2 separate regions of the Mus musculus genome follow, and region 2 is linked to region 1. A link is a loop called in an ENCODE intact Hi-C map of the cell type or tissue named here. Cell type or tissue: gastrocnemius. All regions are shown on one strand. Each heading gives the region's core, and the rest is flanking DNA. Links, peaks and the distances in the headings are about the cores only. Region 1 holds the start of Snhg20 (small nucleolar RNA host gene 20). Region 2 overlaps Septin9 (septin 9).

Region 1 (11,758 bases), core at 3,849-6,348:
AATACTCTATAATGCCACTTCTGGGAAATCTGGTACCCTCTTGTGACCCCTTGGGGGCACCAGGCAAACATCCACACTCTAAAATAAAATAAAATAATGAATACGTCTTTTTTCTCTTTTTTATCTAAAGTGAGGGGCTTGAGTAATGGTCAAATATTTGCTTTTGGAGGACTGTGCTCAGTCCCCACAGCTTCAGCAGGGCTCCTGTTTGCAGTATCATACATGACCACCAAACTGCTGCTAGGATGTCCACACCTGTTACTGCAAATTCTAACCCCAGGGAAGAGGTTCCTCCTCCTCTGGGATTTTACTTTAGGTCAAGGTCGGGCTGTCTGGTACGGGGCTGCACCCACCTCGGGCGGGTACAGCCACACAGGAGCCTTTTCCCAGACCGTCGGCCTCAGGTCACCGTCCCACCCCCAAGGATTGACATACCTGGGCCAACCAAGCTCAAGTCACTGGAAACGCTCCTCGGGAGGAAGGAGCTTGTGCGTGCTTCCGTCTAGTCGTTGGGGGATGTGGTTCATTTCCTGGGTGGGGAAATAAAAAGACAATTTAATACAATTCTGTGTAAGCGGACGAACCCGTGCGGCGCCTGCAACACAGAAGCAGCCAGTGCCCCGCCGATGGCGGCCCGGGCCTAGGGCCTTCCTACAACTCCAGCCCATCCCGCGATCGCGTGCCGGCCCGGGGTCAGCCTCCTCCCATGGGAGTCCCGGGAGAGGTTTCTGAATCCCACGATCGCCTTCGGGAGGCTCCACGGCGCCCCCGAGCCACGCTGCGCAGGATGCATCCCCTCTGCACGGAGCACGCGAGTTCTCCTCCCCGGCGGAACCAGCTCTGCAAATGCACTTCCGGCCGGAACTGAAGATTTACCATCGAGACGGCCGCTAGAAGGTCGCTCTGGCCTTCGGGTCATCCAGGTCGGCCTTAAAGGGGCCGCGTTCTAGACGCGGTTAGAGCGGCCAGAGTTCCACGCGGCGGTGGGACCTCGTCTACAGGGGCGCAAGCGGGAGGGACTCCCTACTCTTGGGCGGCAGGAGCTAGCCTAGCCACTGACCCTTTATCAATCACGCAGCCCTGTGCAGACCAAAAAGTTGACTTTCCCGAGCCCAGTCAGCCCTGTTGTGGCAAAGGCAGTTGAAACCCAGCTGGTTCTGTTGCAAACCTGTGTGTGACCTTCCATCACAGTATAAACCCATAGGTGGTATCAACTGATACCCGTTGACGTCAGCACCCTCTTGATCCAAAGGCTTCCCAAAATCGCACCTCTGACCTGACCGCCGCAGGACTGTATCTAGAATCATGCCTTCAGCAGAGACCTCCCGAGGAACATGACACCGTGGTCCAGCAAAGGGTTAGTTAGATCTGTGATGTGGCATCTCTGGGCTAAGACCTCCAACCTCCAAAGTGGCATCCAAGTCCTGCATGCAGGTCCAGGTTTCAATCATCCCAAGGTATCCCAGGGGCCAATGGGAAATCCCACGAAAAAAAATTGATCAATAATGCCAGGGCCAAGTCGGTGCTATGTAGTAATTTCCTCCGAAACATCTCACCCGGAGGGAAGCTTGAGAAAGTGCGATCCGGATAGTCCTTAAGACTCTAAGACTCGGAAAATAAGTGACAAGTCTCAAAAAATTCCTAAAGCTTACCAGATTCACAAGGCCCCGCCCTCCTTAATGAGGAGAGACCCTCCGAACTTGTGGAATTAGCCCCAAATCATGCAGAGAGCTCCAGTTTCCAGCTCTCCTGAGCTGTCACTCATGCTGGGCTAGGCTCTTAGTAATGTGAGTGTCTTTGGGCTATCCGTGCTCCTGTGAGTAACCCCAGAAAACTGGCCACTTCATGGGGGCGGGAGGGGCATTTGGTGTCATTGTTACTTTGGTCTGTCATTTAGTAAACAAGGTGGTCTCATCTCCCTAGGGAAAGTGTCACACAGCCATTACCCCTACAGCTGTGGCTCCTTCTAACTGGAATCAAGATCATCTTCAGGTCAGCTAGAGGCGCGGGGAAAGGCAAGGAGAGGGTGCACTCTGTATTTTCAGTAAATGAAGAAAATGACACACGAACCTCATTGAGATGAATGAAGGGTTTTTGCATGTTTCACTGTAATGTGAATCCAACCACTGAATACAGACTCCCCCTTTGAAGGCTATTTTATTTATTTATTGAGATGAGTCTTGTGGATGTAAAAACACAACTGTGGGAAGCCACATGTGCCGTTGCAGAGTGACACTGACTACTGCTGGCCACCACCCATAAGTTTGGACAAACAACCAATGTGTACATATGCAGTAAAGTTTTTTGCAAAGACACTGCCTGGCCTGGGCATGATAATGAGGCTTTGAGAGTATAACCACTCAGATGTGAGACATGCAAATGAGGTATGATAATGAGGCTCTGTGAGGTACAGAGAGAGAATAGCCAATCAGATGAGGAACATGCAAATGAGGCGTAGTGCATAACCAATCCGGGTGTGAGACACGCCTCTCCTAGGCCTATATAAGCAGCACCAGTTCTGGGCTTGGGGTCTCTTCGCCTCTGCAATCAAGCTCTCCCAATAAATGTGTGCAGAAGGATCCTGTTGCAGCGTCGTTCTTGCTGGTCGAGTCCGACGCGCGCAAGACACAACTTTTGCCCCAAAGGAAATAAGAGATAATTTATTCTGGAGCCATTTGTTGTTGTTGTTGTTTTCGAGACAGGGGTTTCTCTGTATAGCCCTGGCTGTCCTAGACCAGGTTGGCCTCGAACTCAGAAATCCGCCTGCCTCTGCCTCCCCAGTTCTGGGATTAAAGGCATGCACCACCACGCCTGGCTCTGGAGCCAAATTTGAGGGACCAAAATTCAGGAAACACAGGGCCAGGTTACTTCAGGTCCATGTCTGTGGGAAATTGCAGGCTGGTATCCAGTTGAGCTGAGGTCTGAACCCCGATGGTCATAATTCACCTACATGACATGGTAGGCGTTCCCTTATGCTCCTGGAACTCTGGCTCCTGCCTAAGTTACCACCTCCCACACCCTCCACAAGAGAAGCATGGTCAGTGGTAAGTAGTCGTGTAAGCAATGGCCCAAGCTTCTGACCTTCAGGCTAAACTCCTCCCCAGTTACCTAGCAACAGTGAAGACCATAAAAGGGGCTGTTAGGCCCCCACCTTGATCTCTTACTCCTTTGTTCCCTTACCTCTCACTTCTCTCTCCTCTTCCCTTTCTCTTTGTCTTCTCCTCTCTCTCTCTTTCTCTCTAGCCTCTCTCTCTCCCTTCTCTCTTTCCCCTGCATTTCTATAATAAAGCTCTTAAACCATAGAAAATCTCTGTTCCATCAAGACCCGCTGCACACTCTGATCAGTGTTGGGAACTTCTTCCCCTATCCTGTCTCTCCTATAACCCCAGGGCGACAGGGTGTGGCCTCGGGGGTCCCTGGTCAGGGACAGCCCCTTCTCCACCCATCAGAGGCTTAGATCTCCACCGGGAGCCATGTGGAAAGTGCCTGGCAGTCTCCCTGAGTCCACCTGCCCAGAGCACAGGCACTCTGGCCGGACATGGCATATTTTCCCTTCCCATTCTCCCTGGGCCTCCCCGCCCCCCCTTTTTTTTGTCCCCACATGAAAGTGGTTTCCTTAGGTTTGTAAAGTAATAAAACAAAGAAGGACTTAAAACAAGGCATTTTAGGGCTGGCGAGATGGCTCAGTGGTTAAGAGCACCAACTGCTCTTCCGAAGGTCCCGAGTTCAAATCCCAGCAACCACATGGTGGCTTACAACCTTCCGTAACAAAATCTGATGCCCTCTTCTGGAGTATCTGAGGACAGCTACAGTGAACTTACATATAATAAATAAATAAATCTTTAAAAAAAAAAAAACAAAAAAAAACCAAGGCATTTTGTAAAAATCTATCAGTGGAGGGCTGGAGCATCGGCTCAGCATTAAGAGCACCGGCTGTTCTTCCAGAAGACCTGGGTTCAATTCCTGGCTCCAAATAGCAGCGGAGCAACATCTGCAAGTCCAGTCATGTGGGAGTACAGCGCCACCGTCTGGTCTCTCTGGGCACACGCCCGCAAAAGCATTCCTAGACATAAAAAATTAAAAAAAGAAAAATTTAAATACACTGATGGAGACAAGAAAGGCGGTTACAAGATGGTGGAGTCTCTCCTATAGGACTCGGGTGCATTTTTAGCTTTTAGATTGGCAGAAACTAAGTTAATAGATTCTAAAAGCTTTTTTCCCCTCTCACTCACAAAAACGTTAGTACGGACACAGAGATGGACCAGGGATGGCTACTTAAGAGGCACAGATGAGCCCATGATAAGGTAATTAGGGTCTTGGCCGGCAGGCAGTGTTGTGACTACTCTGTTGTTCCATACCACAGCAATTCCCATCAGCCTCTGCCGGAACATTTCCAGGAATCCTCATTTATAGTCTCATGTAGCCCAGGCTAGCCCGGAACTCTATATGTAGTTGAGGATAACTTTGGTTCCTGACCCTCCTGCCTCTGCCTCTCCAGTGCTTGGATTTCAGGTGTATTGCACGTTTGGCTGTCTTTTACTCTCGGTGGGAGTCTCTTCATCTGACAGTCTTGAAGTCACCCAGAGGCTTTGTGGGAGAAAGCCCTGGAGGTTTCCAGGCCCCCTCCCACCCCGCTTCTCTGTCCACACTTAGTGATTTAGTTTTGCTTGCTCCACATTCCTCAACTTCCGTTGTCTGGTTTTCATGCTGGAACAGCCCAGCTTGGTTTTACTCTATTTTATCAGCTTACATGATAATTTAAAATGTTTTAGGCTAGCAGGCAGTGGTGGCACACACCTTTAATCTCAGCACTTGGGAGGCAGAGGCAGGCAGATCTCTGTGAGTTTGAGGCCAGTTTGGGCTACAGAGTGAGTTTTATAACAGACAGGGCTACACTGAGAGACCCTGTGCTGGAAACTGAAAGAAAATAAAAAAACAATTAGAACAAGTCCAACAATAAAAACAGTGGCTTGCAGCAACCGTGGCATTAGGCTCTTTGTGACTGGAGTGAAACTCCGGTCATCCTGGAAAGAAAGCCTTCTGTGTCCCTTGGGCTAATAACACACCAGTGAGCTATCCTGAGGACATAGTTTTCCCTCACTGTGTTGACCAGACTGGCTGAAAACTCCTGGGCTGGAAAGAATCTCCTGCCTGAACCTCCCAAGTAGCTGGGGCTACAAGTTCCCTGTGGTGGCCACATGGGTCGGCTGAACTGTTTCTGCCACGTGGAGACAGAGAGGACCGGGTCCCAAGATGAGCAGAACCAGGCAGCCAGAAGCTGCGGAACAAGAGATGCATTCCATAGCCCCGAGCGCCCCCTGGTGGCGTCTCTGAGTAGTGCAACCCGCCGCATCGTGCTGTCGGTGAGGTCAGAAGCGGACCAGACCCCAGTCCTGGTCTGTGACTCACTAGACCATTAGGGAAATAAGCAAACAAACAAAAAACACAAAAAAACAGCCCACCACATCTCCCTGAAATGTGTTAAATAGTCAACGAGACTGTGTGAGAAAGATTAGTTGGTGGACTTTCCCAGCTTAGAAAGACGCAGAAAGCCGGGCATGGTGGCGCACACCTTTAGTCCCAGCACTCGGGAGGCAGAGGCAAGCAGATTTCTGAGTTCGAGGCCAGCCTGCTCTACAAAGTGAGTTCCAGGACAGCCAGGGCTATACAGAGAGACCTGTTTGCCTCGAAAAACAAAAACAAACAAACAAACAAAAAAGAAAAGAAAAGAAAAGAAAAGAAAAAAGAAAAGAGAGACGCAGAAACATTTCAAAAGCACAGGCTTCATTCAGTTCCTGGTACCCAATGGCAGCCCAGCATCATCTGTAAGTCCAGTCCCAGGGGATCCTGAGCCCTGTTCTGTTCTCTCTGTGCACATGGCATGAACATGGCACATAGACATACACACACACAAAAGCATTCATATACATAAAAAATTTTACAATGGAAAAAAAACTTTAAATACATTAGTGGAGACACAAGAGAGCCAGTTGCAACATGGGGGAGTCTCTCCTATAGGACTCAGGTGCTGTCTGATGACATTCTTAGCTTTTAGATTGGTGGAAGCTAGTGAATAGATTCTAAAATATGCTGACGGAGTCGATGGAAATTCCCAAGAAAAGAGATTTAACGTCCAGGGCCAAAGTTCTTAAGGGGAGCTTACATGTGAGCCATGTGTTAGGGTTCTCTAGAGCTCCAGACTGATAGAATGGATCCGTATATATAAAAAGGGCAGTTGACTATAGTGACTTACAGGCTGTGGACAGCTTGGCCAGCAATGCTGTGTCCTGAGGCAAAGGCCAAGGGTCTAACAGCTGTTCAGTCCAAGAGGCTGGAAGTCTCAGCTCGTCGCCAGTATACTTTGGAATCTTAAAGACCCAGGCTCTAACGCCAGGGAAGGGATGCCTCAGCGATAGGGTAGATGAATGTGCCAAAATGAGCAAGAGCAAGCAGGCAAAATGTGAAGGCATCCATGCCATTTTATGTAGGTTGCCATCAGCAGGCATGTCCAGTGGCTTGGATTTTAGATGTGGTGAAATTGGACAGGAAAGAGGTGTCCCATCTAGGTGAGCCCAGAAGCAGTGATCGGGCTGTAGAGTTTACACTGGCGTTTGAGGGATTTCCGCTGGCTGTGTGTCTTGTGCACAAGGCTCTTTTCTAAGCACTGCAGAAATGGGTTTCTATTTCCAGAAGGGGTGAGGTTGCAGGTGTCAGTGTCTCTGCTGCAGATGCAGAGTGCGTGGAGGGGTCTGCAGAGGGCTCTGCAGCTGTCTGCAGTAGGGCGGGTAGCTTTGGGGTGTTTCTGTAGAATGTCAGTGCCGTGTGATGAGGAATGTCTGTGCTTGTGCTGGGGACCTCACAGAGGGCATGACCCAGGGCCTCATACACTCAGCCACTGTCCTTGAATCCTCACCGCCTGTGTAGGAGTTTGTTGTACCTTGTGACTGTGGCTCCTTAAACTTGGTTTTTATTCAATTATTTTTTTTAGGCACTGGGCTGGAACCTGGAGCCTTTTGTATTTGAAGCAAGCATCCCCCCCCCCACCCCCTCCGCATCCTCCACACACATACCTGCCACATTCCCAAGATGGAGGTTCTTTGTATAGACCTGGCTGGCCTGGAGCTCACTCTGTACACCAGGCTGGCTCCTGGACCTTTTACTCATGTGTAAAAATTTTAAAGTAGGCAGATGAGATGGCTCAGCAGGTAAAGGTGCTTGCTGCCAAGACTACTGACTGACTTTCGATCCCCAGGGACCCTCAAGCTGTGTTGTGAGTGCATAAACATTCTCTCTTTAAGTAAGTAACACATCTCCATCTTACTTTTTGAGATGGGGTCTCTCACGATTCACCTGGACTGGCCAGTGAGTCCCAGTCATCCTTCTGTCTCCACCACTGTAGTGCTGGCATTTCAGGGTGGAGTGGTTTGAATAAGAATGCCCCCTTCCCTTAGGCCAGATTTGAATATTTAGTTTTCAGCTGGTGGAAGTATTTAGGAAGAATTACCAGCCTCCATGTTCCCCACCGTGATGGTCACAGGCTCTGAAACTGTAAGCAAGGCCCCAGCTGCCTTGGTCACGGAGTCGCATCATCGCATCATCGCTGTAGAGGAGTAGCTAAGACATGGGCACACTCCACCATCCCCCCATCTCTTTTTTTTTTTTTTTAAAGATTTATTTATTTATTTATTACATGTAAGTACACTGTAGCTGTCTTCAGACACTCCAGAAGAGGGAGTCAGATCTTGTTGCGGATGGTTGTGAGCCACCATGTGGTTGCTGGGATTTGAACTCTGGACCTTTGGAAGAGTAGTCGGGTGCTCTTACCCACTGAGCTATCCCCCCATCTCTTACACTGGCACTAGGGATCTGACCTCAGGCCCTTCATGCTTGCCGTGGGCCTCCACGAGCATGCGTACACAAACCTAGGGATACCCACATCATGCAGCTGCCCTCTGCTCTACATGCTGCCCCATACCTGTAATCCCAGGCACTTGGAAGGCTGAGGCAGGAGGATTGCAAGTTGAAGGACTGCCCTTGCAACTTAGTGAGGCCCTGTTACAAAAGAAATGTAGCTTAGTATAGAATACTCACCTAATATATTTGAAGTCCTGGGTTCAACTCCTGGTGCCCAAAGATGCCACCTCCTGGGATGTCCCTGTGTGAAGAGGGGGCTTTTGAAGTAGGGGAATATCTGGGTTCACTTTCATTTTTATGCCTTGAATATGAAGTACCCCACACAGGTTTGTGTATTGAATGTTTGGTCTCCAGCTGGTGGTCTGATTTTAGGAGGGTCTGGAAATTTGGGGAGGTGGAGTCTTACAGGAGAAGTAGTTTACAGGTCAAAGACTTACTGTCATCCTCTGCCCCCTGCTGGTCCTGATGAGAGCAGTCCTCCGGAACACACCAGATGTTTAGATCTAGTTCATGGGCTGTTTGGTTTAATGCTCTCTCAAAATTTACCACATCCCCCTTTAAAAACATCACTCAGGGGCTGGTGAGATGGCTCAGTGGGAAAGAGCACCGACTGCTCTTCCAAAGGTCCGGAGTTCAAATCCCAGCAACCACATGGTGGCTCACAACCATCTGTAACAAGATCAAGATCTGACTCCCTCTTCTGGAGTGTCTGAAGACAGCTATGCTACAGTGTACTTACATATAATAAATAAATAAATCTTTAAAAAAAAAACATCACTCAGCATGATGGTTAGTTTTAAGATTTATTTAATTACTTACTTATTTACTTACTTAAAGATTCATGTATTTATTATATGTAAGTACACTGCAGCTGTCTTCAGATGCACCAGAAGAATGCATCAGATCCCATTACAGATGGTTGTGAGCCACCATGTGATTGCTGGGATTTGAACTCAGGACCTTTGGAAGAGCAATCAGTGCTCTTAACCACTGAGCCATCTCTCCAGCCCCAAGATTTATTTATTTATTTGATGAACATTCGGTGCTTCTATGTGACTGTGTCAGATCCTCTGGAACTGGAGTTAGAGTCAGTTGTGAGCTGCCTTGTGGGTGCTGGGAATTGAACCCAGGTTCTCTTGAAGAGCAGCCAATGCTCTTAACTGCTGAGTCATCTCTCCAGCCACTTGATGGTTAGTTTTAATCATCAACTTGACATAATAGAGAATCACCTGAAAGTGTGGCATTGTCCAGACAGGGTTGGCCTGTGGGCCTGGCTGTGGGCTTGGCTGTGGGGTGATTGTCTTGATTGGTTGCTAATTGATATGGGAAGATCCAGTACAATTGGGCAGGGGCTCTGGATTTCACAGGTGCAGGGAAGGCTGTCTGAGCACTGAGCACATGTGCCTTCATACCTGGAGCACACCTGCCTTCATACCTGGAGCACACGTGCCTTCATACCTGGAGCACACCTGCCTTCATACCTGGAGCACATGTGCCTTCATACCTGGAGCACACCTGCCTTCATACCTGGAGCACATGTGCCTTCATACCTGGAGCACACCTGCCTTCATACCTGGAGCACATCTGCCTTCATACCTGGAGCATACCTGCCTTCATACCTGGAGCACACCAGCCTTCATACCTGGAGCACACCTGCCTTCATATCTGGAGCACACCAGCCTTCATACCTGGAGCACACCTGCCTTCATACCTGGAGCACACCTGCCTTCATACCTGGAGCACACCTGCCTTCATACCTGGAGCACATGTGCCTTCATACCTGGAGCACACCTGCCTTCATACCTGGAGCATACCTGCCTTCATACCTGGAGCACACCTGCCTTCATACCTGGAGCATACCTGCCTTCATACCTGGAGCATACCTGCCTTCATACCTGGAGCACACTTGTCTTCATACCTGGAGCACACCTGCCTTCATACCTGGAGCACACCTGCCTTCATACCTAGAGCACATCTGCCTTCATACCTGGAGCATACCTGCCTTCATACCTGGAGCATACCTGCCTTCATACCTGGAGCACACCTGCCTTCATACCTGGAGCACACCTGCCTTCATACCTAGAGCATACCTGCCTTCATACCTGGAGCATACCTGCCTTCATACCTGGAGCACACCAGCCTTCATACCTGGAGCACATGTGCCTTCATACCTGGAGCAACCTGCCTTCATACCTGGAGCACATCTGCCTTCATACCTGGAGCACACCTGCCTTCATACCTGGAGCACACCTGCCTTCTTACCTGGAGCACACCTGCCTTCATACCTGGAGCACACCTGCCTTCTTACCTGGAGCACATGTGCCTTCATACCTGGAGCACACCTGCCTTCATACCTGGAGCACACCTGCCTTCATACCTGGAGCACAGGTGCCTTCTTACCTGGAGCACATGTGCATTCATACCTGGAGCACATCTGCCTTCATACCTGGAGCATACCTGCCTTCATACCTGGAGCACACGTGCCTTCATACCTGGAGCACACCTGCCTTCATACCTGGAGCACACGTGCCTTCATACCTGGAGCACACCTGCCTTCATACCTGGAGCACACGTGCCTTCATACCTGGAGCACACCTGCCTTCATACCTGGAGCACACGTGCCTTCATACCTGGTGACAGCTGCTTCAGGCTCCTGCTGCCTGGACTTCCACTCCAGGCGGGACTGTAACCTGCCACTGTGAGCTGAGATACACTGTTTCTCCCTCAAGTTGTTTTTTTGTTCAGGCAATCATAGCAGCATGCAGGGAACAGGGATGCTTGGATGGATGGGGCGGAGACCCTGGCTGAGGAGAGTCTGGGCTCTTAGGCACTTGTTTGGCCTTCATGGCCTTGGTATAGTTTTTTGTTTGTTTGTTTGTTTTCTGCCGACAGTGCTAACAGAAGCTCCTGGAACCCTCTTTGCACAGTGAGGCACGCCCCTGTTTCTCAGTGTCTATATGAAGCTTGTTCTGTTCTTCCTCCTGGGTTGTTTGGCAGTGGCAACCACTGCCAACTCACAGGCGTTGGTGTTGTCTGTCCAGCTGTATGGACCCCCCAGGTTTGTGTCACCGGGGCCTTCCTTCAGAGACAAAGAGCTCACACTTACCTGCTGCTCTGAGTAGCTGGTCTTGGGCCTCTTTGATTATTCCGTGTCTTCGAAATATCTTCATTATTTTTAGTCTTTTGCTCTTAAGAATTTTTATCACCACCTTGTCAAGTTTCATGAGTTCTATTGACATTTTGATGGGAGCTGAATGGAAAATTTTTCTATCATCTAGGGGAGCTGACATTTCTATACTGGCAGCCTTCTCTTTCACGCATGAATATGGAACACCTCCGTTCATCCGTTCACCTACATCCTTCACGAGGTTTTTATGTCCCGTCTCCACCATGAGCATGACGGGGCTTTGAGGAGTTGGGGTTTTTTTTTTCTTTTTTTTTTTAATGATTTATTTATTTTATGTATATAAGTTCACCATTGCTCTCTTCAGACACACAAGAAGAGGGCATCAGACCCCATTGCAGCCACCCTGTGGTGGCTGGGAATTGAACTCAGGACCTCTGGAAGAGCAGTCAGTGCTCTTAACCACTGAACCATCTCTCCAGCCCTAAGGAGTTTTTTAAAGTTAATATTTTTGTTTGTTGAGGATAGAGAGACGGCCCAGTAATTAAGAACACCTACTGCTCTTTCATAAGACCCGGGCTTAGTTCCCAGCACCCATAGTGGCTCACAACCTCTTTAACTCCAGCTTCAGGGGACCCAACACTGTCTTCTGGATTCTAAAGGCACAAACATCCCACACTCAGACACACATAGTTAAAAACAATCAAACTGAATCTTACG
Region 2 (11,758 bases), core at 75-2,574, 290 kb before region 1:
TGAGGAGCCCGGAAGGCTTTATTCCTGGAATCCCCACCCCAGGCCCTCAGACAGTCCTGCCTGGCAGGACTTTTTCTACTAATGTATATTAATCACACAAATGAATTTTTTCTTTTAGTTTGTTAGTTTTGTTTGGGACATATAGTCCAGGCTGTGCTGTGTGGACAGTAGCCATAGCTGAATCTAGCATGTTTAGCCCACTGGGGACCGGATGGAGCCCCTCTCATCCTGGTGACTTCGAAAGGTTAGAAAGAATCCTCATTTCTTCATCCATTCCCAGGTTTCTGTTAGCTTGTTTTCAGCTCAGTTCCCGAGAACAGGGCTGACATCAGGCGGCCAGGGTGGGGCCTTTCCCGCCCATCTACCACCACCAACCCCCAGAGCCGGTCCTCCCAAGGGGCCTTCAGAGCTGACTCACCTGATAAGGAGATCCCGCAGGTAAGCAAATTCACAGTGAGTGGTATTCTCAACTAAGGAAAAGAGAAGGAGAGATGATCAGTGGGGAGGAAGCCCCTCCTCTCCTCCCCGGGAAAGCCAACAGCTTCCAGAAAGCCCCGCCCACTGGGCAGGATGATTGACAGCCACTCGATGGTTTCGGAGTCAACAGGGAGACTCGCCTCTAGTGTGTCTATGAGAGGCTCAGCTGAGGGAAGACCCACAGGGAATGTGGGCAGCACTATCCTGTGGGCCGAGTTTTCCCAGTTGAATAAAAAAGAAAGTGAACTGAATTCCAGCATTTATTTATCTGCTTCCTGACTGCGGATACACAGCGATCAACAGTCTATTGTCGTGCCGCCATGACACCCCAGCATGATGGACTGCACCCTGGAACCGTGAGCCCAAATAAACCCCTCATTCCTTGTGTTCTGGACTGGGGTGAGTTCTGTTGGCTTCTCTGACCCAGTTTCTCAATAAAATGAGCAAATGACTCAGTAGATAAGGGCATTTGCCGCCAAACCCAATGACTGCAGTTTGATTCCCAGAACCACACAGTAGAAGGTGAGAGCCAACTCTTGCAAGCTGTCGTCTTACTACTACATCCGTGTTTTGGCATGTGCGTGCCCTCTCCCTCCAATAAAGTAAATAAGTTAATAAATAAATGTAAGAGAAATTTAAACGGGAGATCAGCATGGCTTGGACCTTAAGGGCACAAAAGACCAAATGAGCCAAGGATGTATTCTGACTTTGTGACGCTTTTGAGGAACCAAGTAGCTTTCCATCCTCCAGGTAGTACTCTGGCCACCTTCCAAGGATGGAACAGACACTTCAGATGGTGCGTACCAAGGATTAGGAGTAGGCCCCATTGGATGGGACTTAGTAAGTTATGAACTCACAGGGTCCCTGATAGGAACTTGCACCAGGTTCACTTTACAAGGATGCTGGATGTGGGAACGACCACCAGGGGGCGTACCCAGAGGCTGCCTGGATCCTTAGCTGGGAACAGTAATCTAACCTGGCTAAATGAGTTCTCATTGAGTGCATGCAGTACCCAAGTTGGCCATCAGGGGCCAGAAGAGACACGTTAGTATCCAATGCCTCTCCTAGAGTCCCAGGGCTTTTACCCCAAACTTTACTCCTCCAAACCTTGCCTTGCATATTCCTGGAGAGGATTTAGAGGATGAGGAAGACATCAAAGATGGGAAGGAACGACTGAGGGGAACCAAGCTGAGGACAAGCTATTGAGAGAACAGCTTCAGAGAGGCCCCTAGAGTCACTTCTGGGGTCAACACCTGACATTGAGGGGAGTGCTACAGGAGGCCACGGGCACCAAAACCACCCAGAGACTGTCCCCAGGACACCCCACCTGGCAGACCCACAGGAGGGCACAGTAGGGGAAGGGAGGGGCTGGAAGACAGGCCCTCTTCAGCGGTCACCTCAGAAAGACCAGGCAACAATTCCAACTCCAGGGTCTCCAGTGCAAGGCTTCACGTGGCATGCCAGACCACCTCCCAGTATGGAGCCCTGGCTGTCCATTCATTCTGTTTTCTTACTCTGCTTTCCCTCCCTTGCTCTTTCTTCTTAGACAGTGTCTCCGGGAGCCCAGGCTGGCTCCGAGCTCACTGTAGGGTGGGTGAAAATGAAGGAGTCCCTGACCCTCCTGGCTCCACATCTCAAAGACTAAGATCATAGATCCCGCAGAAACAGCACAGAAACAGCAAACCTGGTTTCTGGGGGGCAGAGTGTGGAACTCATTTAATTCAAGGCAAGCACCTGACCAATGGTTACTAGCCCAGTGACTCAGTGGTTCTCCACCTACGGGTCACAACCCCAAGCATCCTGCGTGTCAGATGTTTACGATTTGTAACAGTTGCAAACTTACAACCCCAGGCATCCTGCTAGTGTCAGATGTTCACGATTTGTAACAGTTGCAAACTTACAGTTATGAAGTAGCAACGAGAATAATTTTATGGTTGGAGGTCACCACAGCATGAGGAACTGTGTTAAAGGAAGGTTGAGTTGGCACTGGACAAGGATGAGCGGGAGGGACCTGGGGAACTGAAAGGGTTAAATGGTAATCCACTATGGGGAGGGTGGTCCTGGCTGGAGGCCTCTATGCCCAGAGCCAGGAAGCACCAACCAGACCAGAGCCTTAGAGTAAACTGCTCCTCGGAGAGTTCCAGCAGCTGGGGTGTGGCACCTATGATCCCAGTGCTCCGGAGGCCAAGCAGGAGGACTTGAGTACCAGGTCATCCTGGGCTCCATCCTGTTTTGCCTAGACCTTAGGACAGAGGTCTAGCCTGCACCTATGAAGGGTGCAAGACTGGGGCCCTAGAGAACTGGGATTTCCCCCAAATCAAAGCCTCAACTCTCTGCTTCTCTGTGGGGCCTTTTGACCACACTGGTCACAAGGAACAAAGTGGGTTTTCATCTTCCAGGCAGCTCTGCCCTTCCCCATCCTCCGTTCCAAAGAGGGTGGAAGAGTAGAGAGAAGAGCCAAGAAAATCCCTGGACCCATCCCACCTGGGGTGCTGGACCCCAGGAAAGTTCAGAGCCCCAGCCCTCAGTGCGTGGGACAAAGTAACAAAAGTCTGGCAAAGTCATTAAATTCAGGGACCCTGGTGTACATGAGGTGCACACTACAGCCAGTGTCCTTACAAGAGACAGGGACCCACAGCGCAATGGGTGACGGCCCAGGCCCAACTACAGCTTCAACACTGCAGCAGCATAGCAGCCAATACCTTCGATAGTGCCCCACTTGGTCTTCCTTCCCAGAATCCTCTTGCCATTGACTTGATACTCATGGTCGCTGCCCACCACAGCAAATGGGATCATCTCCTGAAAGAGGGACGGAAGAGTTAGTCACAGTGATCGGCAGGGCCAGTGCCACCCTCGAACACCCTGTGTCTTGGGCCTGGAAAACTGCAGGCCTTGCCTTCAGAGGACCCAGAGTGGACAGACTGCCTCCCGTCTATCTGTCCACCGCCCCTGACCTCCCAGAGGCAGATTGACCCACTGACCCGGAACTTTTCGTTCACCAGCCGGTCTTCTGCGTCCTCATCAAACTCCTTCTGCGGGTACACGTCAATGCCGTTGGACAGCAGGTCTGCAGTGATCTGGGAGATACAGGGTGAATCAGGCTATCAGCCACTCAGGTGCCTGAGCCATGATCCCCTAACAAAGGCAGGCTCTGAGTGGGCCCACCCTGAGGATGTCTAATTTATTTAAAGATTCATTTTACATTTACTTTATATATACAAGTGTGTCACCTGCATGTGTACCACATGTATGCTAAGTGCCCATGGAGGCCAGAAGAGGGCACACTGAGTTCTCTTGGAGCTGGTTGTGAGCTGCCACGTGGGTGCTGCGAATTGAACCTGAGTGCTCTTAACCCCTGAGCCGTCTTTCCAGCCCCACTGCCACCACGTTTTGGAAACAAAGTCTGTAGCTCAGGCTAGCCCCAAACTGGCTACATAAACAAGAATGACCTCAAACTTGTGAACCTCCTGCCTCTACCTCCTAATCCTGGGAGGCGACAGTTATCATGCTCAGTTCCATGTGGTGCTGAGATCAAACCCTGAGCCCTCTCGATGGTAGGAGAGCACTCTACCGCCTGAGTTCCACCCCCGCCGAGGATCACCAGCTCTGAAGCCTTAGGCATCAAGAAGCACTCGCCTGTCCCGAGGGGCCCTGCAGCCATTGTCCTGAGTCTCCCTGCGCTTTCTGTGCAGCTCCCCCCTCCACTCCCCCCTAGAAAACAACTCAGGCTTGCTGCGCCCTCTTTCCGAAAACCCTCTCAGGATGAGCATGGTAGCCCAGGGTGTACCTGCCTGCTGAAACTCTCCCCAGCTTGACGACTTACTGACAGCCCACGTGGCTGTCAATATAGGGTGGCCCAGGGAATAGCTGACTGTCTTATCTGTTCAAGCAGATCCAGGCTCTCAAAACACCGGGGAGCATCCTGGTCTCTTCTCCAGCAGATGCATCCCTGACTACCCTCCCCTATGCATGCTGGGAAAATCCCCAACACACAGCTAGGGAAGGAAGCCCTGGTAGCCTCTGCAATTGGATTTGAGGCCTCTCTTACAACCCCAGGCTGGAGCTCTCAAGAGGCTCCAAAGTCACCTCACACAGAAGAGGCCCAGGGCTTACCCTACTGCAGACGCCTGCAGGTACAGCCCTATCACCCAGACAGCAGTGGCCCTGACCATGGCAGAGAAGGAGGAAGCCACTGAGGTGGACTGTCCCACTTAATAAAACTCAGGAATGCTGGGTCCAATGGCCCTGACACATTTGCATCTGCTTGATCTACTCCCTTCTGAACCCCACTGAGACGGCTGGATATGGGGAGCCCCACATCCACAAAGGCCAGGGGCTCCCCCAAGGCTGAACACATGCTGTGAAGAGCTGAATAGGCGCCTTTCCTATCATATATCCCAGGGCTGGACAGGCCCCTGTCAAGCCTGTCACTTGTCTGGGCAGTCCTGGAGGGGAAGGGGCTGGGTAGAGGCCATGAGTCCTACCCGCTGTTTGAAGTAGACCCTCTCCTCCAGGGTCAGCGTGTCAGCCTTGGCGATGACTGGGACAATGTTCACCACTTTGCTTAGGCGCTTCATGAATTCAATGTCCAGGGGCCTGAGCCTGAAACAGAACAGTGCAAAAGACTTTGTTTAGGGGTCCCAGTGGGGGCCATGTTGATGGAGGGGTAAGGTTGGGCCTTAGTAGGGTGAGCACTCTCCCCTCATGGAGCTGAGGGTGGGGAGCTGGTGTAAAGCTGGCTTTAAGCTCCCTCATCCACAAGATCTTCAGAGTCCAACTGGCCCTGGACACCGTCCACCCAGAGAGTGACTCGGCTCACAACACTGTCATGCCGTGGGGTTTTCAATGCCAGGGAAAAGGAGACACGAGGGACGGTATCCAGAAGCTCCAGGCCCTGGGACAGGCTGGCTGTTCCCAGGTCAGCCTGGCTGCAGAGACCCAGGGTCTGATCCAGGGATGGGGCAGAGGCTGGCAGACCCCAAGCCTGGGCACCATTTTCTCATTGGAATGGCATCTTCCCCATAGCAGTATCTTCAGGCCCAGACAGCCTGCAGGAAGTGAAGCTTCAGTCAGAAGCCAAGCAATGATGGCCAGAAGCCACTACTGTCCCCTGGGACTGAGCGGCTGGAGGAAGGGCCCTAGTCCAGAGGGTCACCACTGGGGAAGTGTCTGCCTCTGGCTCTCCCTGCTGAAGCCATGTCAGCCATGTCTCCTCTGTCAGCCTTGGCCTTGCCCGAGGCTGTGCTCGGAGCAGCTACAGAACCCCAAACAAGCCAGCCCCAGCTGAGGCCAATGGCATGCCGGGTTAGCCTGCACCCTGAATGCTCCCTTCTGCCCGCGTCCTCTCTAAGCCCGCCCTCCCAGGCCCCTATAACAGGCTAATTCCCAGAACTGGCTCTTGTGGACCCCACTGGAGACAGCCACTACTGGCAAGCTCAGACAACGATATTTGGGTTTTTCCAACCAGACCCCAGTGAGACTTTTGCCCTCTAGACAGGGTGCAAGATGAAAAGTCCCTTCAAAGCCCACGCTCTTACACCCAGGGATGAGCCAGGAACAGCCGGGAGTGTGCACACTCTAGCAGCACCAAATCTGTGACTCCTCAACTCTTCTAAACGAGCCACCTCCGGCTCCTGCTGCTCTGAGCCCAGGACTAGACATGCACCCTACACGGAGTCAGGACAAGCGACCAGGATATCCAGCAAGGAGAGGAACAACACGGATGTACTGGGAACAGATGAGACTCACAGGAAGCCAAGAACCCTGATCACTGAGACCACTGACAGTCTAGCTGCCCCGGGAGATTCCAAAGGGAGATTCTGAAAGGCACCTGGAATTCCGAAGCCTCCCAGGCCCTAAAAGCATCTTTGTCAAGGACGGGAAATGGGGGCAGGCACATGTACAGCCCGAGAGTCTCATTCCATCTGCAGAGACTGACTACCGGATTCTAGAACACCCCAGAGTCTGCCCTGTCCTCAGCTCTGTGCACAAAGGGAAGAAGGCAGAGTGGGCGTGGAACCGCCCAGTCTAGAGGTCATGGAGAACTTCTGTAGGCACAGACGCCCCATGACAGTTGCTGACACAGCTCTGACTCAGTGCCCCTGTCCCTGTGCCCAGACAGAATCCTGCTTGTATGGGAACTGGGGATTCCCACCATCAAGACAAAGGGCCCAGCATGGGACATACGAGTGGCCGGTGGCTGGGATGAAGTAGAGGCAGCAGTGGACACGGGTGTCGGGAATGCGCTTCTTCCGGTTGATGTTGACTTCCTCCTGCAGGTACTTCTCATATTGGTCATTGATGAACTTCATAATGGGCTGCCAGCTGCATGGAGAGCCGGGTTAGCCTGCACCCTGAATGCTCCCTCCTGCCCGCGTCCTCTCTAAGCCCGCCCTCCCAGGCCCCTATAACAGGCTAATTCCCAGAACTGGCTTGACACCAGCCTCTGATTTCATACAGGAATGCTGGTGGTTGCAAAGACAAACCAGCCTTATTTCAGATTTTCTGCCATACTCCCCATGCTGATCTTTGCCCTGGGGTGGGAAACCCACCCCAGATGGGAGCCGGGTGACCCCATTTTGATCTAGAATGTTAGACCCCAAATGCACGGCTTTAGAGTTTGAAATAATCTTATGGCAGGGGGGTCTGGCCTCCAGTGGTATCATGGAGCCCCAAGACCAGTGGGGCTTTTACTGATAGAGGAAGGTTCTCTCAGTGACCTACCAGTTCTCATTGTTGATGTGGTCTCCGAAGCCCGGCGTGTCAATCACTGTCAGCTTCATTCGAACCCCCTTCTCTTCAATATCTGCACAAACCATAGCACCCCAAGTCAGGCGGGTCACCCCAAGCCTTCAGGTTGCCTGGCCAGCCTGGTACGTCCCAGAAAGGGCTGTGATAACAGCTGAGGCCATGCCAAGGAGCAAGTGACCTCTTCTGGGTGGTGCCAGCCATGACTCTTAGTATAAAGAAACCTCAGATGTCTGTGGGAGCTCAGCCTGGTGGGCCCATGGGAATCCAGCCCACTATTACTCAGTCCCAATTTTCCCACGGGGTCACGTGACCTCTCTAGTGCTATGCTCTGACCCCACACCCTGGGAAGACGCAGTCCCTACACCCAGCCTCCGTGGTGCTGACCGTGGGTGATCGACTTGATTTCGATCGTCTTGGGGATGCGTTCCTCCGAGGTGGGCTGCACCGACTTCCGGCTGATTTTGGACTTGAAGAGGGTATTGATTAAAGTGGACTTCCCGAGGCCGCTCTGCCCTGGGGAGAGAAGGGAAGGCCGGTTGGAAGGCTCTCCAAGAACACAGTTCATGGCTACATCACACTATGACCAGGACATCCTTGGATAGCCCTGCCTGAGGCTTCACCTCCTCAGTGGAAGTCCAGGGTTGGGTTTAAACCCCAATGTGGGGATTTGGGGCCTGGTTTAACTCAGCAGAGCTCCTTCCTGGTCCTAGGAAGGCCACCCAAAGCAAGAAGGGACACCAAGACTCCAGAGGTGTGGGCCTAGGTAGCTGCAACAGCCCCTAAGAGATGTGTAGGCTGTGTGAAGATCTGGGCAGAACAGACATCCTGACAATTCACCAGACAGAGGCCCTGCAGTCGGAAGCCTATCTGACTCTATTGGTTTAGGACCTCAGCCTATGGCACACATTTGCCCAGACACTACCCTGGAGAGCTGATAGGCCAGATATGGTGGCACTCTTAATCCCAGAACTCGGGAGGCAAAGGGAGGCAAGATCTCAGCTGGGGCTGAGGCTAGCCCCCCGAATGGCCTGTAACACTCACCAACCACCATGATGTTAAACTCGAAGCCCTGTTTCATAGCCTTCCTGCGCATCTGCTCCAGGATGGAGTCGATCCCCACATAGCCGAACTCCATGGGGGCCTTTTCGTTCCGTGACGCGGGGGCCTGCTTGAGCATGGCATCTCTAGGGTTGTCAGCCATGTCGCCAACACAGCTGGGAGTCACCTCGGAGTCTGGGGAGGGAGAAACAGAGACGTGAGAATGGGATCTGCAGCCAGCATGGCACTCAGATGGGAAACCAAGGCTGCAGGGGTCGGTGACTTGCCCATGAAACTCCTGCATAGCATCTCAGAACTGAAATCCCCTACAGTAGCATTCAACTGGTCCACACCACTCAGCCATCTGCCTCAGGTCTCTGCCAGCTCTGCCAACCAGGGCTCCCCTGGTTCCAGGTGGGCAGCAAGGACTTTGTTCCATATTCTGTTGGCCCCAAGTCCTGAGGGTTGAAGGCACACGCCCTTCGCCTCTGCTCAGAGCTTACAGTAACTGTAGCTAGCACTCAGGGCCCTTCACGGTCCAACAGGTGACCACAGGCAGTTCCCAGGGGAGGGGTGATCTGATTTCTACCTGCCTCTTCCAGACCTGACTCATCCTCACTGGGGGTGTCTCTTCTCCCAGGTGGCCCACCCATACAGTCCCCAGGCAGGATAGGCAGGAAACAGGCTACGGCCGACAGCAAGTGCCCTCACCCTCACGCAAAGGCCAGATTTGGTTTGTAGGTCTGTGGACAGGCTAGGGGTTAAACTTGAAGACTTCAGCTTCCTTCAGTAGGTCAGGGTTAGAGCCTCCTGTGGCTGAGTGCATGCATGGTCAGAGCCCAAGCCTGGGGGATGATTCAGATGGAGACCGTAGGTGCTCACACCCTGCAGGGGTGTGCAAGGCTGGTTCCACCCGGTCTGGTTGAACAAAATGCTTACAGTATACCTAACTGTTATTCTGAGATAGCCTGCCAGTGCGGCTCTGAAACCCAGGCCGCTGTGGGGTGGTCGAGGTAGAGCTGATGCATTGCTGATAAGCCCTAGAGAGGCACCTCTTTCAGCCTCTATGGAAAATGTCAGCAGTCTCAACTTATGACCCCACAGCCCAGCCCCCCAAACACAGCCAGGACAGAGGGGTCACCAGTTGCTTCCCAGTTTCCTTTCCTTATGTCTGTTCCCACGCACGCTAACCTCAAAGAGGCTCAATGAATACTTGTGCCTTCTCCTCCCTCAGAGAGGAAGGGAACCGACCAAAGGTGCTGGGGGGGGGGGGCACCATTCCAAGTGAGCAGGGGCCAGGAAGCAGCAAAATGATGGGTCTGTAGCATAGGGGCTTTTTCAGGCTTTGGTTAAACTGTCTCTCCACGTCCGGGGAAACCACTAAACTCAAGCTGACTCGTCCCAGACGTCCTCAGCTCGCTCAACCCTGACCATCTCTGGCCTGGCAGCTTTTCTCTCCGTTTTACTAGCATGTCCAGCGGGAGCAAAGCCGGACACACTTCCTCTCAGCATCTTCTCAAGGCTTGAGTGGCAGAAAGGACAGGAGAAATGGCTTGCAAAGCTAGCTTCAGGAAGGAGATGTGGGGACCACCCCCACAGGCATCTAGTTTACTGGTCAGTAACTTCCTGTTCCTCGGCCTCCACAGGGTGCAGGCAACTCTACTTCTGGCATGTGGCGGGAGAGGGGTGGTGGGAGAGGGGAGGCAATTGAACAAGAGAATGCTTGTAAACACAGCAGGAGCTGCCACGGGGTCCAGACGCCCCCAAACAATGACACAGACAGTCCTAAGGGACAGTGCCTGCCATCAGGAGCATCCCCAACCCAGGTCAGTCCCCTCCACAAGGCTTCAAGAGTGTCTGTCAGCTCTCCACTCAGAAATACTCTCCTGTGTTTCGGGCATCTTTAAATAAACAAAGACCTTGTAACATCTGGCCCTAGAACCTGTGGCTTTGGGGCCCGCTTCCTGGAGAACGACACGGGGCCCTGCCTTGCCGTGCAGGGGTTCAGGCCTTGCGCACATGACTGAAAATTGCTTCCATCTGTTTATGAGTCTGAGACTCACTTTGCCCTCCCCCTACCTCTCTGCTCAACAGTGAAAGGAGGTGTGGCTGTCCCCCAACTCTCCCTAATCGCCCCCAGTCAAGGAAGGCACACCTCGGGCCCCAGGTGGCCCTTCTCCATGTATTAAGGTTCACAGCAGAAGCCCAAACCAAGCTAAACATCCAGCCTGCCAGAGGGCCTGCTTGAGAAATAATAAGAACACAGTAGAGCCCCATGCTCTCCAGGGGCTCTGGACATCTCTGGCCTACCCCTGTGACCCTTCCTCCTGGGAGGGCCTCCCCATCCACCTGCCTGCCCGGTTAGGAGGTAGACCCCTCCACCCAGAGTTGCCTGGGATCCCAGACCTGGAGCTCCAGGAGCGACCACAGGCCTTCCCAGAATCCACCATGGGGTTAGATGATCTCTGGCTTTTGCCTTATTTCATACAGAATAATTAACACCCTTAGAGCTAATCTTGAGAGCTTAGGCTAGCTCTCCCTCTCTCCCCCCTTCCCTGAGGCTCTCTCTTATATACAGTCTAGCTTCAGACTCAATGATCCCCCTGCCTCAGCCCTCTGAGTACTGGGATTACAGGCATACACCAACCATGCCTAGCAAGAGCATTCTTTCGATGGTTTGGGACATACATCCAGATGTGAGCCGTTCTATTTTTATTTCTGAGGAACCAGCCAAGTGCATCTGCCTGTGACTCCCGAGCTAATTCAGCAAAGATGCACGGTAAGAATCCATTTTAGCTCATCTCAGTCTTAGATACCTACGTGAGCCTGACACGTGTATCAGGCAGCCTGGCACTCCCACTTTACAGAGGGGACATGAGGTCTACACGCTGACTCTTTCCTGAAATGCCACTGGATGGTCACATGAGCAGAGGCAAGACCTTTTCTGGACTGCTCACTCCTGGAACACTAGGTCTTGGACATGAGTTCTGTGCTCTGACACCTGCCTACTGGTCAGGAGTGTGTTCCCTGACACCCTCCCTCCTCAGCCACCCAAGGCTGCAGCCTGCTCAGGGGCATCCTTGAGTCCTAGCCCAGCAAGAAGCAGAAATGACTACTCGAGAAAGCTAACCACCAGCAAGGCTGGAAACGCCTGCCAGTCATGAGAGCGTTGTCTCTGGGACTAGAGAACAGACACTCCCAAGTCATCCCGTGACCTCCACACCAGTGCTGTGGAGTAGGTACATGCACATACAGACACACACACACACACACACACACACACACACACACACACACAGAGAGAGAGAGAGAGAGAGAGAGAGAGAGAGAGAGAGCGCTAAGTTGTTCACAGCTGCATTAATAAGTGTAGCAAGTGAATCTGAGGGAACACAGCTCTCCCATAAGAAGGAAAGATTACGGATATGGCAGACAACAAATGAACCTTGAAATACATACTGAGCTAAAGAAACAGGGACTCCGGGGTGTGACTGAC

Evidence for each region. Peaks named below come from ENCODE experiments on the same cell type or tissue, not always from the same donor. Only the 100,000 strongest peaks of a DNase experiment are listed, where the experiment ranks them.
Region 2: a loop joins it to region 1, with 5 times the contacts of the local background. A loop is called at or near these places in 32 of 42 quality-filtered maps.

Annotation. Positions count from the first base shown.
Region 1 is chr11:117,065,880-117,077,637 of GRCm38, reverse strand. It overlaps Snhg20 (small nucleolar RNA host gene 20), which reads right to left and starts at 855. Exons shown (of 2, transcript NR_027059.1): 1 at 436-855. It overlaps Mir6516 (microRNA 6516), which reads right to left and starts at 290; the gene lies at 181-290. In gastrocnemius, for the core only: CTCF peaks have their summits at 4,029 (motif pointing left) and 5,329 (motif pointing left); a DNase peak (open chromatin) is centred at 5,313; H3K27ac peaks cover 600 bases.
Region 2 is chr11:117,348,131-117,359,888 of GRCm38, reverse strand. It overlaps Septin9 (septin 9), which reads right to left. Exons shown (of 11, transcript NM_001113487.1): 3 at 8,269-8,460; 4 at 7,612-7,740; 5 at 7,201-7,282; 6 at 6,664-6,801; 7 at 4,962-5,079; 8 at 3,459-3,554; 9 at 3,180-3,276; 10 at 419-470. Among named protein-coding and RNA genes, the nearest start is that of Gm51932, 18 kb to the right of the region's middle. In gastrocnemius, for the core only: a CTCF peak has its summit at 1,414 (motif pointing right); DNase peaks (open chromatin) are centred at 426, 530, 1,452 and 1,824.